Linked DNA regions of Homo sapiens: all the other regions are linked to region 4. A link is an interaction called in ENCODE POLR2A ChIA-PET data of the cell type or tissue named here. Cell type or tissue: OCI-LY7. All regions are shown on one strand. Links, peaks and the distances in the headings refer to the core of each region. The heading gives the core; the rest is flanking DNA. Region 1 overlaps MAD2L1 (mitotic arrest deficient 2 like 1). Region 2 has its middle 28 kb from the start of NDNF. Region 3 overlaps PRDM5 (PR/SET domain 5). Region 4 overlaps MAD2L1-DT (MAD2L1 divergent transcript).

Region 1 (4,681 bases), core at 982-3,481, 74 kb before region 4:
ACAGATGTAAAGCACTTCAGTGGTGCCTGGCATACAGTAGATGATCAATACCCATGAATTTCCTTTCCTAGACTTGGAGGCTGTAAGCTTTACAGCCTGTTTTTAAAGAGCTGTACTGACTCTTATGAGTGTGAACACAGTGATCCAATAACTGCATGTTAGATATGAAATATTTTGCACATCACAGACCCAATCTTTAAAACCACTAGCATCTGTACTTGGTCAGTGAGACTGCCATTTCAGAAAGAAATTCATATCCATGTCTAGGCATCCACTAGATATGTCCATATCTAGAAAGTTTTTTAAAGTGTTTGGACTCTTTCCCTTGCAAGGAAATGGACTATGGGTGGTCCAGCTTATATTTGGGATGCCTTTTTCCACACAGATAAAATTCCAAGAAAATAAGATTTTGATCTCATGTAAGTTCCTTTGTGCAAACAAGCTTGCATAGCAAAATGGTGCAGATAAATGTAGATGAAATGGGCTTTGTACAAGTAAATGTAACTATATTATGTTTCTCTGGTATAAAAATAGATCACATGGTGGAGGACAAAAATAGGTGACATGGTAACATAAACCAACTTGTGTAATCAGAGGGTCAACTCTGACATTTTTCACTCTAGGCCTTTTCTAATAGTCTTGTTGCTAGGGCTACAATGTTTTTGCCAGATTGGAACAGAATTGTCAACTCTAATGAAGATTAAGTAGCTTGCCCAACTACGTTTGTTTTTTTTTTTTTTTTTAGCCTCAGTGAATACTGCTGGCTTTAAAAGTCATAATTATGAAGAATGGAAATATCTCTAAAAGATCTATTTTTAAAAATATATAACTAATAAAATTTAAAATTGAGTAGACAGTTTCCATTTCACAGCTATTCCAATATAAACTTTTATCAGTCACATTGAACAAAATAACTAGAAATATTTCATACATTTAAAAAAAGAATAAGAAATTATTTACAAGTTAAGCCGCAAACAATTCACCAAAAACTGAGTAATTAAGGTTACTTAACAAACAATTCTTCTGATTAGTTGGAAAATTGTTTCATTACTGTTCACAAATTCATACCTGATTTACTCTGTAGACAATATAGATTAGGCATAGGATAAAATCCTCTGTATTTGGTTCCTCCCAATCATTGGTCAAAGTCATCTGACAACAGACTATCTGAGGAAAGTGTAAATACAAAGTCACCCAATAAAACATGAATAAGTTTTGCAAAGCACAGTAAAGGAAAACCAGTTTGTTCTGAACACTTTATTGCTAAAAGGATGTAAAGGGTAAGAGGAAAAAGGTGACGAAACACTCCTTTTGATATGCTTGTTGGGGAGTCAGGATGAACTTCCTTGGCTAGGGATAGAAGGAAGAGATCACCTAAACTTCAAAAACCACAATACAATTTGCATACTTCCTTGGCCAGGGATAGGAGAGACCACTAAACTTCAAAAACCACGACACAATTTGCATGCCCATTGACCCCCAGTTTTACTTGTGCACAAAAGCATGAGAATTAAATAAAAATTCATGTGAAGTGACTAGTAAATAATAAATGCTAAGTGTTTATTCCCCTAATGTATTTATATATTTGTTGCCAGGAATTCCAATGCTGAGTAACCTTGCTTTTCCAATAAGCTTACAGCCTTTAGAACCAAAAGAAAGTCATCTTAATTTGAATATTACAGCATTAGTGACATCTGGTGGAAAATATAAGAGTTACAAAGTAGCATTACATAGCTATTCTGATCTTTCATGTAAATTTTAGATAAATTTTACATACTAAATGAAAACAAGATGAAGAAATGGTCTATGAAGTTATCTACCTTATTGTGCTAATAATCTTTGAATCTATATGCTAAAATATATAGGAAGTCAGTATAATTAGCATTATACTAATAAAAACATTTTTCAGCATGCATGTCTATATAGTGAAAAAATGATTAAAAATAGGCATGGGCTCTTTATCCTATTGTGAGTCTCATAAAAAGGGTCTCTTTTTTAAAGGAGAGCCCATACCTCTCTTTTTATGGCATCACATGCCAAAGAACCTCCCTTAACAAGTTTTCAGATCAAATTGTGAACTGTGGGGTGTGTTAGGAAGTATGTCAAGAAAATAGCTGGTTGTGCTTCAGAGAATATGGAATTTAGGTATATTTGGGAGAGACATTCTGTTTGAGATACTATGGATGGAGGCAACAAACGATGTTTTACAAGTGAGCTTTAAATATTACGGTATCAAATGCTCTGAACTAGGGAGGGGTTCAAGTATTTGTGACCAAAAGAGCAAACTGTGATCTGTTACAGGACTGGTAAGCTACAACCCTGGGGCCGAAGCAAACAGCCATGTTTTTTTCTTATTGGAACACACTCACGCTCATTCATTTATGTATTGTCTATAGCTGCTTTCAGCCTCGAGTAGGTGCAAGAGACCATATGCCTTCAAAAGCAGAACTATTTACTACCTGGCCATTTACAGAAAGTTTGCCAACCTCTAGTCCATTAGATAACTGTCATCAAACTTCTCGGTGCCATTCCCACCACCTCCATGGGAGGAGTATACTTCCTGGTCCCATTAAAGTTAGGCTTGACCTTCACTTGCTTTGGTCAGTGTGAAAAAGCTGGCCTTCAGAGTCCTGACTAACCAATGTCCCTCCAACAGAATGAGAAAGGTGCAGCAAAAGCCAACCAATACATGAGACTGTTATACCTCTGCACAAGCATTCTCACAGAGGTTTGACTTCTCTGATTGATGACACTGGGAAAAGGATCCTGAAAGCCAGATACAGTTCAGTTCCTCCTGGGCTCTACTTCAGACCTTGATGGGCTTAACCTCTGTTCATCCTCTACATATGGTAAGCAACACTGAGCCAGAGTCCAGGCCAGGCCTAGAGGCCTATCATGCTGTCTTAGAACCTTCTCTTTAACATGGTGTAGAAACCACTCACAAGTCTTTCAGCTGTTGATTTAAACATCATCCTCCTGAGGTAAGCCTCAAGGTCTAGAAAGAGGATGGGACAGTCCACTTGGAGCTACAGGGCAAAGCTTTTCCAGTATAGCTTCACCTCAATAAAACTCATAGTTTGGCTCCCACTCAGCTCCAAAATGTGTATTTCTTTTTTATTTATTATTTTTTGAGATGGAGCCTTGCTCTGTCGCCCAGGCTAGAGTACAGTGGCACGGTCTTGGCTCACCGCAACCTCCACCTCATGGGTTCAAGCGATTTCTCCTGCCTCAGCCTCCCAAGTAGCTGAGATGCGCCCGCCACCACGCCCAGCTAATTTTTATATTTTTAGTAGAGACGGGGTTTGACCATCTTGGCCAGGCTGGTCTCAAACTCCTGATCTCGTGATCCACCTGCCTCGGCCTCCCAAAGTGCTGGGATTACAGGCGCGAGCCACTGCGCCCAGCCCAAAATGTGTATTTCTTAATTGATTATATAATCTGTAAGGGGTAAAATGACTCATCATGACTAGCTCTCCAGAAACCTCAGAGTAAATAGTAGCATGCAAATGATACAAAAATCTAAGAATTTAATCCTGTTAATATTGGTAGCTGAGTTGAAATGACCAGAGTATACACACAACCTTTAAAAATGTGATTTCAGCCGGGCGCAGTGGCTCACGCCTGTAATCCCAATGCTTTGTGAGGTCAAGGCGGGCAGATCATGAGGTCAGGAGTTCAAGACTAGCCTGGCCAACATGGTGAAACCCTCTCTCTACTAAAAATATAAAAATTAGCCAGGTGTGGTGGCACGTGCCTGTAATCCCAGCTACTCAGGAGGCTGAGACGGAAGAATGGCTGGAATCCGGGAGGCAGAGGCTGTAGTGAGCTGAGCTGCGTCACTGTACTCCAGCCTGGGCGACAGAATAAGACTCCATCTTGGGGGGGAAAAGTGATTTCGCAGAATTTAGTCTGACTTCTCAAATAGTTAAAATACAAATGAAGCATTTAATTGCCACTTTTCTTGAAATCATCTAGGTTGGTAACACCAGTGGTCCACTTATTCCATAAAGATATGAAGAGTCTACAAATTTGTCACTGAGAACCCAGAAACTGCCACTGATCCACAGTATTTGCTCAATATGTAATTTCTGAATGAACAGATTCAGACTATGTGCAATTACTTAAAAATAGTGAAGGTTAAATAAGTTAATACACATAAAGAACTTAGTGTCTAATAATAAACATTAATAAACTGAATTTTTACAAAATGAGGTCAGATTTAGATTAGAGATTAGAGAAGACTTTACAAATCTGCCTTAAACTGACCTTGGAAAAACAGGTGAGAACTGGATAGAAAGCATGTACCAGATGAGGGTATTAATGAAAGCACAGGAATAAGCATAGTATTTAAGTATATAAGGAAAAGTAGGCTGACAATAAGGCTAAGAGTATAGTAAAGTACTAAAATCAACACTTGTTCAACTGGAATTGTTGGACTAATTCCAAAGGACATTTATCTTTTCACAATGATGAAGTAATAGCCTTAAGTCTATTGCTATGAGATGAACAGGATGTGATCAAAGTTTATCCATTAGATTGAAGACACCTCAAGACTCACTCAACTTTGGACCCTTAAGTTCTATAACTTCGTAGGAACAAGAATTCATTAGCTATGCTGAATCAATTCTAATTACCATTTAACTATATCAACACCAAACCAGTATCAAAATGTTTTAAGACA
Region 2 (4,681 bases), core at 1,267-3,766, 970 kb after region 4:
TGAAATATTAAAAAGGTTAACAAACTGGGGAATGGTGTTGTGATCTATGTAAGCAATTGAAGTAAAACTCTTAAGAACCATTAGAGGAAAAAGTAGGAACAAAGCCCCAGTGTGAGATAATGGGGTGAAGGAAGCAGCTTGAGATGAGATTAAGTCTTGTGGTTGAAATATGTGGCCATTTGGAAGTATTACTAATGGCTAGCATTTACTATCCTCTTACGACGTGTCAGGCACTACACAATGCCTCAGACACTACACTAGTTGCTTTATTGTCTCATTCATTTTCACAACAGTGTGTGCAGCAGAAATTATTATTGATCCATTTAAGAGATGAAGAAACTGAACCAAGTTCACACAGAAATAGAAGCAGAAATGGTCACTTGCTGTCTAACTTCAAACCCCAGGCTCATTCTACTTCTACAGCAAAACTACTTTTTAACCCTACGATGAAATGCTGATACTTAGAACAGATGAAAAAATGCTTCATGGAAAGTAGTTGAAACTGTGAATTACTCTACATGGAAAAGGCTTTTCTGCTCATAGCAATATTATTCCCAGTAGTTAAAAGGTGGAAATGACCCAAGGGTCCATAAACAGAAGAATGGAGAAACAAAATGAAGTGTATACATACAGTGAAAGATTATTGAGCCTTAAAAAGGAGTGAAGTTCTTTATATTTTTTACTTCATTAGTAAAATTATTTCCTGCCAGACTTTAAGGTTTATGAAGGCTCACTCAACAACGTACACAGAAATGCACTCTAAAAAGTTGAAAAAATTACAAGTTTGTGAATAATATGTATCACTTTTCCATTTTAGTATGAAAACAATGATATGTAACCTACAGATAATGAGACAAACCATTTTACTGTGGTACCTTCAGTCCAATGAAATTGTAATGTGTTATCAGGTAATGTGGGAAAGTGCCTGTCAAGTCATTTCAAAGAGAATTTCCAAAGTTGCTCCAAATGGGGTAATAGGAAACCCTTCCTCTATTTGCAGAAATGATATTATTTTATTAAGGCTGGCACACAACAGTGACAGTTGAAACTTGATTCTGGGACACTCTAGTTTCTTTCTCTCTTTTTCTGGGTGTATTAAAGTACACTTGACAAATAAAAATTGTATATATTTTAGGTATACAATGTGATGCTTTAATATACATGTACAATATGAATGATTACCATAATAAAGCAAACTAACATATCCATCATCTCCCATAGTTATAATTTTGTGTGTGTTTGGTGAGAAAACTTAAGATCAACTCTTTTAGCAAATTTCAAGTATAAAATACAGTATTTTAAACCATAGTCACCATAATGTTGTAAGATCTCCAGAACTTGTCATCACAAATAATTAAACCTTTGTACCCTTTAACCAACATCTCCCCAATTTTCCCCAATACCCAGACCCTGTAAATTACCATTCTACTCTCTGCTCCCATGAATTTGACTTATCGGATTTCACAAATAAGTGAGATTATGCAGTATTCCCCTTTCTGTTTCTGGCTTATTTCAGTTAGCATAATATCTTCCATGTTCATCCATGTTGTTGCAAGTGACAGAATTTCCTTCTTTTTAAAGACTGAATAATATTCCATTATACATGTATACTAAGTTTTCTTTATCCATTCGTCCATCAACAGACACTTAGGTTGATTCCATGTCTTGGCTATTGTGAATACAGCTGCAAATAGGAGCCTGCAGGTATCTCATCAATATACTGATTTTACTTCCTTTAGACATATACCCAGAATTGGGATTATTTGATCATATGGTTATTCTATTTTTTTTTTTTGTAAAACTTCCACACTGTTTTCCATAGTCACTGTACTAATTTGCATTCCCATAAACAGTGAACAAGTATTCCTCTTGTTCCACATCCTTGCCAACACATGTTATCTTTTGTTTTTTAATAACAGCCATTCTAACAGGTGTGAGGTGATATCTCATTGTGGTTTTGATTTGCATTTCTCTGTTTAGTGATGTTGAGCACTTTTTCATATAACTTTGGCTATTTGTATGTCATACTTTGAGAAATATCTATTTAGGTCCTTAGCCCGTGTTTTAATTGTATTGTTTGTTGCTGTTTTTGCCATTAAGTGTCATAAATTTTTTTATATTAACCCTTTATCAGATATACAGTTTGCAAATATTTTCTTCCATTCTTTAGGTTGCCTTTTCGCTATATTGATTGTTTCCTTTGCTGTGCAGGAGCTTTTAAGTTTGATGCAATTCCACTTGTCTATTTTTGCTTTTGTTACCTGTGGTTTTGGTGTCATCTCTCAGAAAATTATTGCCTGGACTCATGTCAAGAAGCTTTTTCTCTATGCTTTTTTCAAGTAGTCTTATGGTTTTTGTTCTTATCTTTAATTTTTTAATCTATTTTAAGATGATTTTTATGCATGGTGTGAGGTAAGGATCCAATTTCATTCTTCTGCATAGGGATATCCAGTTTTCCCAACATCATTTATTGAAGAGACTATTTTTTCCCTATTGCTATTAAATATTGATGTCCCCTCCAAAATTAATGTTGAAAGTTAATCCCCAAATGTGAGAGTATTGAAAGGTGAAGCTTTTAAAAGGTAATTAGATGATTAGGGTTCATGGATTAATGAGTTAATGGATTAATAGGTTTTCATGGGGTCAGGGAAACTGATGGTTTATAAGAAAAGACAGAGAGACTTTAGCTAGCATGTTAACATGCTTATCCTCCTCACCATGTGATATCTTGTACCATGTCAGGACTATTCAGAGAGTCTCTACCAGCAAGAAGCTCTCACCAGATACAGCCCCTCAACCTTGGACTCTCAGCTTCTATGACTGAAAGAAACAAATTGTTTTTCTTTATAAATTACCCAGTTTCAGATATTGTTATAAGCAACAGAAAATGAGCTGAGACATCAATGTAGTAATATTAAGAGGTGGGCCTTGCAGGAGATCATTAAGTCATGAGAGTGAAGGTCTTATGAATGGGATATAGTGCCCCTACTAAAGGTCTTAATGGAGGGAGTTCTTCTCTTTTGCCCTTCCACCTTCTTCCATGTGAGAACACATTATTTCTCCTCCTACACCCCAAAAGACACAGAGTTCAAGATGTCATCTTGGAAGTAGGGACCAAACCCTCAACAGAAAAAGAACCTACTGGCACCTTGATCTTGGAGGTCACAGCATCTAGAACTATGAGAAATAAATTTCTATTCTTTATAACTACTCAGTCTGTAGTTTGTTATAGCAGCACAAATGAACTAAGACACCCATTGTGTGTTCTTGGCACCACAGTGAAATCATCTACGGTCATTGTAGTTGACCTTAGATGTATGGATTTATTTTTGCCCTCTCTATTCTGTTCCATTGATTTGTAAGTTTGTTTTTATGCCAGTACAATGTTGTTTTGATTACTATAGCTTTGTAATATATTTTGAAATCAGAAAATGTGATGCCTCCAACTTTGTTCTTTTTGCTCAAGAATTCTTTGGCTGTTCAGGTTCTTTTGTGGTTCTATATACATGTTAGGATGTTTTTTCTATTTCTGTGAAAAATGTCATTGAAATTTTGATAGAGATAGCAATGAATCTGTAGAATGCTTTGGAAGGTATGAATATTTTCACAATGTGATTTTTTTCCAATCCACAAACACAGCATGTCTTTCAATTTATTTGTGTCTTTAATTTCCTTCATTAGTGATTTATAATTTTCAATGTGAAAGTCTTTCACCTTTATGATTAAGTTTATTCCTAAGTATTTCATTTTTTGTTTCTATTGTGAATGGGATTGCTTTCTTAATTTTCTTTTAGAAAGTTCCTTGTTTGTATATGGAAATACAACTAATCTTTGTATGTTGACTTTGTATACTGTAACTTTACTGAATTCGTATATTAGTTCTAATAGTTTTTCTGTTGAATCTTTAGGGTTTTCTGCACATATAATCATGTCATCTGCAAACAGGGATAATTTTACTTCTTCCTTTCTGATTTGGAGGACTTTTATCTCTTTTCTTTGTCTAATCGCTCTGGCTAGGATTTCCAGTAATATATTAAATAGAAGTGATGACAGTGGGCATCTTGGCCTTGGAATGAATCTTGGAGGGAAAGCTTTCAGATTTTTCCCATTAATTATGATGTTAGCTCTGTACTTTCCATATATGGCTTTTGTTGTGTTAAGTTTCTTCTATTCTTATTTTGTTGGGAGTTTTAATCGCAAATGTCTGTTAAATGCTTTTTCTGCATCTACTGCTTTGATTATTATAGCTTTATAATACATTTTGAAATCAGAAAGTGTGGTTTTATTCTTTCATTTTGTTAATGTGGTGTATCACATTGATTAATTTGCATATTTGTTACCATTCTTTCATTGCAGGTGTAAATTCCACTTGGTCATGGTGTATAATCCTTTTAATGTGCTGTTGAATTTGGTTTGCTAATATTTTATTCAAGATGTTTGCATCTGTGTTAATCAGGGATACTGCTCCGTATTTTTCTTATCTTATAGTCTTGGTCTGGTTTTGGTATCAGGTTGATCCTGGCCACATACAATTAATTTGGAAATGTTATTTCTCTATTTTTTGGAAGAGTTTAAGATGGATTGGTATTAACTCATCTTTGAATGTTTGATGGAATTCACCTGTGAAGCCCTCTGGTCTTGGGTTTTCCTTCATTGGGAAGGTTTTGATCACTGATCCAAT
Region 3 (4,681 bases), core at 1,337-3,836, 620 kb after region 4:
GTGGAAGTCAGTGTGGCGATTCCTCAGGGATCTAGAACTAGAAATACCATTTGACCCTGCCATCCCATTACTGGGTATATACCCAAAGGGCTATAAATCATGCTGCTATAAAGACACATGCACACGTATGTTTATTGCAGCATTATTCACAATAGCAAAGACTTGGAACCAACCCAAATGTCCAACAATGATAGATTGGATTAAGAAAATGTGGCACATATACACCATAGAATACTATGCAGCCATAAAAAATGATGAGTTCATGTCCTTTGTAGGGACATGGATGAAATTGGAAACCATCATTCTCAGTAAACTATCGCAAGAACAAAAAACCAAACACCACATATTCTCACTGATAGGTGGGAATTGAACAATGAGATCACATGGACACAGGAAGGGGAACATCACACTCTGGGGACTGTTGTGGGGTGGGGGGAGGGGGGAGGGATAGCATTGGGAGATATACCTAATGCTAGATGACGAGTTAGTGGGTGCAGCACACCAGCATGGCACATGTATACATATGTAACTAACTTGCACAATGTGCACATGTACCCTAAAACTTTAAGTATAATAATAAAAAAATAAAAAATTAAAAAATAAATAAATAAATTTTTGGGGGGATAATTTTCAAATCCTACATCAATAGACCACCCAAACCCTCTAGATAAATTCAAAAGCGTCTGATACCTAGGAACTCTGAGATACCCACCCTCGTTTGGACTCAGAGACTCACAGTCTCACTGCATGGTGTCAAGGCAAAGTGCAAAAGGCACAGGTCTGTTAAACCCAGACCTACATCTGAACAATCTGAGGATCAGGGATAAGAAAGTTCATGAAAGAAAATTAATAAAATATAAAACAATATAACAGACTTGCTGTTACTTGTAACCACTGGCAATTCCATTTTAATTTTGTAAGAACTAATTTGGCTGTTTCTGCAAACAAGGCTGGAGAGAACTGCGATCTTAGAAACTTGAAACCTGTATAAGTTAATTGGGTTTTTGAAATGTGTTCAAAAGGCAGAGTTTCTGAAATAACTTTCTAATTGGCCCAGGTGCCTTCCATGTTGAAATCAAAAGGGGTTATACGAGACGTGAAGTTTTCTATCGTAAACAGTTACAAACAACAATTTCTTTTGAACCTAATGTTTATAAAATGGGTATTTATGAGCTTGTGTCCTAACTCAATGAGTGACTGTTTTGGCTCAATGTGTCTAATGCAATAAAAACATAAGTTCTATAATTTCCAGATGATCCATAGTTCCTAAGACTAAAATGGGTTTGAGGCACTGGACACAAAGAGTTCAGCAACTGGCATTTCTCTACCTCAGTGTAGTTTGGAGTGGTAAAGCAGACCTTTGAGACAAAGACAACAGAGATAAGAAGGGAAAGGTCTGGCAGCATACCTGGGGTACCCCCAAGGCCCAAGGCCTTGGAAAAATTCAAATCTTTAAACCAAATCTTGGTTTAAAGCTACAATGTGAAAACTAAGATAATCTTGGCCAGGTGTGGTATTTCTCACCTACAATCCCAACACTTTGGGAGGCTGAGACCAAAAGATCACCTAAGCCTAGGAGCTCAAGATCAGGCTGGGCAAGATAGCAAGATCCTGTCTCCACAAAAATTTAAAAACAGCCAGGCATTGTGGTGCATGCCTGTAGTCTCAGCTACTCAGGAGGCTGAGACTACAGGACCACTGAACCCAGGAGTTCAAGGTTGCAGTACACTATGATTGCACCACTACACTCCAGTCTGGGCAGCAGAGCAAGACCCTCTCTCTCAAAAAAAAAAAAAATTCCCCAAAAGAGGACCTGCTCCCTCCAAATAGCTCTCTCCTCCACCACACAAGCAAAGAACAAAGACCATGAATGGGACAGGAAAAGGTAGATCTAGAAAGGGATGAGAAATGGCTCCAAATGCCAGTGCCCTGAGGGTGAGTTTGCTGAGGCTTGCCTGAGGCCGCCAGGGTCTGACTGCATCCTAGGAAACAGAACCCCTTTAGAGAAACCATAGCAAAACGGCCTAAGTTCACATAGGGCCTCTAAATAGGGGTGCTTCCCTGACTGAATGGGGGAGCTAACTGGACATGGAATATAAGAAGTTCCACTTTTATCAGCTCCTGGGCAGGAAATTAATCTAGAATTAAGTGGGAAAAGTTATCCTCAAAAACCCTACACAGTTAAAAATAAATCACTATTCATAGGATGTGGAAAGCCACAAAGAACATCACCCCCAACTTAATAATGACAAAAAGCTGAAAAATTTACAGTCATTCTTTTAAGCTTAAGGTCATGAAACATTTTGTGAGCCAAGGTCACAAAACAATCAGATGAACTAAATGTCAAAAAAAAAAAATGGAACACAGAATAGTCTCACCTTTGTCAGAGCAAGAGAGAACCCGTCACAAAATGGGTAGGAAGAAAACAAGTGATGGTTAATTCCTTAAGGATTGTGGACTAGCATTTAGGTTAGAAACCTGGGGGCCCTGGCACATGGAAAGTCCACAGCCACTCATCTGTTTTCCACTGGCTCCATCAGGGTTCGTAAGAAAGATTAGAGGCAGGGCAGGATACCTTAGAGAGCCCCCAGGTGGCACAGACAAGGTCCGAGGGTGGAGTAGGAGTACTTGAAGGAACCCATCTGCTTTCTGTCCCTGTGCTGCATGAATACAAGGTGATGAGCAGTGGCTGCCAGGGAGCAGCAAAAACCACCCAGGCCACAGACCTGCCTCACACAGGAAACAAAAGCCTTCTGCCTCTGAGTGAGGAGGGAGACACCTGCCACGTCCCATATGTCACTCTGCTTTGACAGGAGGCAAAAGCTACCAGCTGCTGGGGGTGGAACATGAAACTCGCAGGTGTTCTGTTCCAGGCAATGACCCGTGGCCTCTGGAGAGAGACAGAACCTGACTACGTATCCTGCACTGACACCAAGGGGAGGGGCAGAAAACCTGCTCTTGCCCAAGAACCCCAGTGATCCACAGGAGAGGTCTGCTGCTGCGGGAAGAGGGGCAGAAACCTCTTTCTCATGCCCCAAACCTTCTACTCTAAAGATATGAGGTGGAGCTCACCTGCCACAGCCAGTAGGGCCAGGAAACCATCCACCCTCTAGGCCTGTGCTGTCCAACAGAGCTTTCTGTGGTGACCATAATGTCCTGTATCTGTGCTACAGAATACAGTAGTCACCAGACACATGTGCCTATAGAGCACCTGAAAGTGGCTAATATGACTGAAAAAGTAAATTTTTAATTGCATTTAATTGGATTTAATTAAAATTTAAATTTTGATAGCCACATGTAGCTAGTGGTTAGGACACTGCCGCTGACCCTGAGTGGTGTCAGAAGCAGGGGCCACCTAACACTAGGGTAGAGGCAGAAATGCTGATAAACCCACAACCCTGAGACTCAAGTGCAGAGCACCTGCCCAACTAATGCTAGAGCAGGGGCCCCAGGAAAGCCCTCTGGCCTACTTAAGTCTTGTGCCTAGTAACAAGCACCAGCGGGCTACTGCCAGTGGCGGGACAAAGGCAGAGAGAGAGAAACATGTTCTGTGGCAAAGGTACACAGGATCTGCCAAAACCTGATGGTGAGGAAGGATCCTTAAGAAAAGCCTGCTGAGCGTCCAGGCCTCGCATGAAGAACACAGCAGCAGCAGCCCACCCCCTGGAGAAGCTTACAGCAACAACAAACCCCAAACCTAGCTTAGCCATTGACCAAACTGACTCAAGCCCTCAATCACATTAACGGCCTAGCAGAAGAAGTATACCTATTTCCAGGCATAAGCAGTATTTACTTTAGTCTCCTAGACTTAGAGACTTAGTTTCTTTTACACACACACACACACACACACACACACACACGCGCACACAAAACAGACATTCAATCAAAAATTATGTTACACTTGAAAAGCAAACTCCTGCAACCTTCCCACTCATTATCAAGAGATAGAATAGTCAAAACAATGAGATTCACAGATGGCCCTGATGGTGGAAATACCAAAGAAAGAATTTAAAATAATTACAATTAATATGTCAAAGAATCTAGTGAAAAAGGTGGGCCACACAGATGAAAAAATGGGCAATTTCAACAGAAATACAGAAACTATTTATTTTCTTATCTATCTATTTATTTATTTTTAAATGCAAATTTGAAACTGAAATGTGTTATGGCCCAAGTGTAATAGTATCTGTTTTGAACTGAGTCTTACAGGGTCTTACCCTGTCATTTAGGCTGAAGTGCAGTGGCACAGTCATAGCTCACTGCAGCCTTGAACTCCTGGCCTCAAGCAATCCTCGCACCTCAGCCTCCCAAAGTGCTGGAAATACAGGAATGAGCCACTGTGCCAGGCCTTATGGAAACTATTTTTAAAAATCCAAGTGAAAATGCTAGAGATGAAAAACATAATATCAAAAATGCACTCCTTCAATAGGCAGACTGAGCACAACAGAGGTAGAAAAATCAATGAAATTGAAAATATCAATAGAAATTAGAAACAGAGAAAAACACCGAGATTTTTTTAAAAATGCAAATGAAACAAAAATTGAATACGGCACTCAAGAGCTCTGGAACAGTATCAAATAGTCTAACATGTGTAACTGGTGTCCCATAAGAAGACAGAAAGAAAGGGACAAAACAAAGTTGAAAAAAAAATGGCCAAGAATTTTCTGAAATTTAACTAAAG
Region 4 (4,681 bases), core at 690-3,189:
TTGTTTCTCTTAAATAATCATGTCCTAAATGAATTAGGACATGGTTTCTAAATCACACACACACAAACACACAAGATAACATGAAATCATGTGACTAGAGGAATTTCTCAGGACATAGATAGTTGTGGGTGGTCATAAAGTGCTAAAGGCTTTAAAAAAATACTCTGGGAATATACTATACCAGGCCAACTGGAAGAGTCCACCAAGAGATGGCAGAGCAGATGAATTCAGAAAGGAAGTAAAAAAGCACCTAGGAGCTTTTCTGCATTCTTTACTCCTTTGAGAGACTATATAGAAAGTCACTGCTGTCTTTAAAAAGAGGGATTATATAATGAGAGCTTCAAATTCCTATTTATTTATTTGGTCATATATACATGCATATAGTCAACAAATATTTATGATATATATTCAATATGTAATAGGATAAGCACTAGAGATAGAGTTGGGAAGAAGTTAGATATGGTCTTTGCTCTTATGGAGCTAAAATGCTAGTTGGCAAGACAATCGACCAGTAACCAATTACAGGGATAATTTTAAATTTTCAAATGTTGTCAGTGTTATAAAGAAGTTCATGTTTCTATGAAAGTCTCTATCAGAAGGTCATAAGGAGATCTAGAGGGCCATGAAATCGTCCTTGGGCTCAGCTTTAAAAGACAATGAAGAATTAACTACAGGAGCAAGTTTGGTATGTGGTGTGTGGAAGAGACTGTTCCAGAGAGAAGAACCTCATGTACCATGTCTTTGAGACAGAAAACTACACTACTGTGGTAGTAAGTTGATGGGACAGAACTCTGAAATTGGGGAGGAAAAAGCAGCTCTCTTTCACAAAAAAAATTCCCATCCACCAGAAAAATATTTTTGGATAAAAATATTTTCTCCTTTAAAATGAAATATCCCTTAAAAGGATCAAAGCAAGTCTTTTTTTTTTTTTTTTTTTTTTTTTTTTGAGATGGAGTCTTGCTCTGTCGCCCAGGCTGGAGTGCAGTGGTGCCATCTCGGCTCACTGCAAGCTCCGCCTCCCGGGTTCATGCCATTCTCATGCCTCAGCCTCCCGAGTAGCTGGGACTACAGGCGCCCGCCACCATGCCAGGCTAATTTTTTTTTTTTTTTTTTGGTATTTTTAGTAGAGACGGGGTTTCACTGTGTTAGCCAGGATGGTCTCGATCTCCTGACCTCGTGATCCACCCGCCTCGGCCTCCCAAAGTGCTGGGATTACAGGCATGAGCCACCGCGCCTGGCCTCAAGTCTGTCTCAGAGTGAATTGTTTTAGAAAGTAAACAACATCACCTTGTAACTTGGTTTTCAGGCAATGGTTTGGGAGAGAAAGGGGCTGCTGAGTGAGGGCCATGTGTAGAAATATGTGGCTTATCTACTCCAAACTTCAGATTGGCATTATAGTGAAGTCCATTTAAATATTCTATCCCAGTGCCCTGATAATGTTAGCTAATTCAACAAGGTGTAGTTACAGATGCCTGTTATATCCCAGCCACTGGCTGGCCTCGGAGGTCTTGGTGTGTCTTACTGCAGTGCCCGTATTGGTAATGACAGCAATAACCATAGAGACACAAATGAACAGGAATGACAGAGATTTGGCTTCTGAACTTCTTCCTGTTTCTTGCTGGGTGGCCCTAGTCTTCCAGGTGTGTGTCAGAGATTGTTGCAAATAAGGGTAATTATAGTCACAGCTGCTCTGAGCTGGTCTGATTAAGATAGAATAGGTTTTCTTATGCAGAGAAATAGCTTCTAAAATGATGCCAACTAATGATAGAAATTTAAGACAAGACCCAATGCCATTTTTGAAATTATAGTTTATTTTTGAAGGTGAATAAATCATTTGCTTTTCTGGGAAAGTGTTATGAGTGTACAGTCTTATTTTTACTATTTTTTATGGGGGATGTTTGCATCATAGAGCATTCGAAAACATTGTTAAACTGCACTTTTGGCAGGTGGTGTTACTGTTCGCAATTATACATGATGCCCTTTTCTTATATACAGTTTATCTCTCCCAGCTTATTGCCACAGCAGTTCCCTGCTTCCTGTTGTGGAAGGTGTATGTTTCCCCTCCTTTTTGAATTTAACCATGTAATTTCTCTGGCCATTGCAATGTGAACAGCTATAACTATGCTACCTGCAATAAGAGGCTTTAAATGAAATTCTAAGGGTTAGCTTAGCATCTTGGTTTTCTTCTCAGCTCCATAAATGGGTGTGCTCCACACTTCAGCTTACGTGAGTAAAAAAACCTATAGAGCTGAGTTAAGCAGAGCCCCCGTAGCTGCATACATCTAATAACTGCCTAGATGAAACACAAAACACAAACAAGAACAAAATGCCTGTTTTTGTAAGCCCTTGGGATTTCAAGATTGTTATGTAGAAGGCTGAACAGTATAGAATTTGATACTTAGAAGTGGAGTGTTATCATAATAAAAAACTTAAAATATATGGCATCGATTTTGGGGGCCAGAGACAGCTAGCAGTGAGAAAACTTATTAAAGGCTAGAAAATGGGTGACACATTTTATGCAGCAGCAAAATATTTTGGGCAACACATGTATCATGTACTGAAGGCTTCCAGTAAAGAGGATTTGAAATGTTACTAATGTGAATTAGTTGTTAGAAACTGCATTTGATAATACAAGAAAAAGAATGAGTACAAAAATAAGTGAGTTGTTTAACACAGGAGATGAAAAGAAGACTAAAGAGCTGAGAAACTCCAGGATTTGCAGGGCTGCAAAACCAAACTGTTTCTCATCTCTAACTGGTGAAATGATAAATATTTTGAGCTGCAAAGGCTAATTAAGACTCAGAATAAGACTCATTTTAGGGACAAAGACCAAGTTAATAGCCTGTGCACAAAACCTGATTGGATTAAGCCGTTTCTCAGTAAATCGTTCCAGTTGGACAAAATGGCTTGGGTGGGAAAAGAAAATCAAAGGAATAATCTCATGAAGTCTGATAAGCTCAAATACCTGTAATCAAGTTTAGAGAGAGAGAGAGACAGATTTGTAAAAGAATAGAGAGTGAGTCTATTAGTATATAGAGGAGAACAGATCAAATGGACATTAAAAAAGAGAAAAGTTAAAATTTTAAAAAGTTTTAATGCCAGGAGTATTGCCAAAAATAGAAGAGTGTGTGGCTTTTTATAGCTTAAAAAGTCTTGCCTACACTCAACTTTCTGAGGATAAGATAGTCAAAAAAGCTGCTCAGCCCAAGAAAGGAATATTTTATAACTTTTTTTAGATTTGGCAACGGAGGGCAAAGAACAAGGAAGAAAGAGGCTGGTGCCTGTAACCCTGGAGAATATTCTCTGGAAAGTTAATTCAAGTTGCAGACCCCTAATCAAAGACTCTTAATCAAAGTAGTTTCCTCTATCCCCAAGGCCAGCACGTTTGCCCAGTGGGATTTCAGAACTGCTACCTACTATGAGTTTTCTGTTTTCCTTTTTTTTTTTAATTTCACATTCAAATCGGAATGTTTATGTGTTTATTCTGCCTCTTCTCTACCATTTTATGTTGGGTGCTTATGAAGAAGATAATTTGTTTACTTAGTTCATGTGTCCAGATCAAGATTTGCTATTTGGATCTGATGGCAATAAGATCATGAACTTTCAAGGCTGATGTTTGGATTTGTTGAAACTTTTAGGATGTCTTCCATGTGGCTGTAAGTAAATTTTGTGTGTACAGTGAACAAAGTGAGTATCTGTGACCAACAAAGGCAACCGAGGTGGATTGTATTTACAATTAACTCACTTCCTCCTTCTAAGCAGGAGAATTACATTATCACTGCTGATTGCATAATTTGGCCTTGGCCACGTGGCTTACTTTGTCCAGTGAAATGTAATGTATGCCACATATAAACAAAAGCTTTAAATGCAATGTCTTGTTTAAACTAGGCCTCTTGCTTTTCTTCTTTTCAAGTATTTATGAGAATGTCTTAGAAAGGGCTGCTTCTTTAGCCTGGGAGCAGGAATGGGGAGACACATAGAGCAGAGACAACCAGAGCCAGGAAGCTAACTCTTAGCCAGTGATGTGTAAAATCAGAAAAAATTGAATGTTTATTTCTTAGGCCACTGAGATTTTGGATTAACTGTTATGCAGCAAAACTGACTGATACAGCACTTAAGAAATTAGGGATTTTTCAGGATTGATGTGTTTAGCCTCATGAATTCAATCTTGATTTATAAACCTAAAGCACTTTTAAGAGTACCGATATAGACATGCATTGCTTCTTTTTAGAAGCTTGCATATTCTCTTATCTTCATGTTTTTAAATATAAAATTTAATTTGTACCAAATCAATGGAAATTTAGATGCATTTTTGTTTCCTTAAAAGTCCTATAAATGTTGATAATTTTGACATCATGCTGTTTTGGGTTTCATAATTGTATGATAGAAAGTATTTGGGGAGGAAAAATAATTTATTTTCCCTGAGTGTTCTGTAGGTGGAAACAGACCATTTAGATAATATTAATATATAAGACTTATCAGGTGCTCATAATGTCAACTATTGTGCTGCATGCTGCACATTTATTATCTTATTTATTACTGAAAACTGCTCCATGACAAAAAAGTTCTGTTGTTATTTCCCTAATGAAACTCAGAGAAATTGGTAATTTTTTTCAAGATCACACAGCTATTAAGGTGGTAGAGCTAGGATCTGAATCTAGAACTCAGACCCTTAACCCAT

The links. ChIA-PET counts read pairs that join two places held together with the same protein. Peaks named below come from ENCODE experiments on the same cell type or tissue, not always from the same donor. Only the 100,000 strongest peaks of a DNase experiment are listed, where the experiment ranks them.
Region 1: POLR2A ChIA-PET joins it to region 4 with 6 read pairs; 2 of 35 experiments call an interaction of 5 or more read pairs at or near these places.
Region 2: POLR2A ChIA-PET joins it to region 4 with 8 read pairs; 2 of 35 experiments call an interaction of 5 or more read pairs at or near these places.
Region 3: POLR2A ChIA-PET joins it to region 4 with 5 read pairs; 1 of 35 experiments calls an interaction of 5 or more read pairs at or near these places.

Annotation. Positions count from the first base shown.
Region 1 is chr4:120,054,751-120,059,431 of GRCh38, forward strand. MAD2L1 (mitotic arrest deficient 2 like 1) reads right to left here. Exons shown (of 5, transcript NM_002358.4): 5 at 873-4,681. Among named protein-coding and RNA genes, the nearest start is that of MAD2L1, 9.8 kb to the right of the region's middle. In OCI-LY7, for the core only: a CTCF peak has its summit at 1,713 (motif pointing left); no DNase peak of the experiment used is centred there.
Region 2 is chr4:121,098,315-121,102,995 of GRCh38, forward strand. No RefSeq gene overlaps it. Among named protein-coding and RNA genes, the nearest start is that of NDNF, 28 kb to the left of the region's middle. In OCI-LY7, for the core only: no CTCF peak of the experiment used is centred there; no DNase peak of the experiment used is centred there.
Region 3 is chr4:120,746,860-120,751,540 of GRCh38, forward strand. The region is part of intron 14 of PRDM5 (PR/SET domain 5); the gene reads right to left. Among named protein-coding and RNA genes, the nearest start is that of PRDM5, 170 kb to the right of the region's middle. RefSeq lists an enhancer at 2,531-2,580. In OCI-LY7, for the core only: a CTCF peak has its summit at 2,572; DNase peaks (open chromatin) are centred at 2,782 and 3,472; H3K4me3 peaks cover 1,819 bases; H3K27ac peaks cover 2,500 bases.
Region 4 is chr4:120,129,358-120,134,038 of GRCh38, forward strand. All of the region lies in intron 2 of MAD2L1-DT (MAD2L1 divergent transcript), which reads left to right. Among named protein-coding and RNA genes, the nearest start is that of MAD2L1-DT, 65 kb to the left of the region's middle. In OCI-LY7, for the core only: no CTCF peak of the experiment used is centred there; DNase peaks (open chromatin) are centred at 1,634 and 1,954; H3K4me3 peaks cover 1,751 bases; H3K27ac peaks cover 2,500 bases.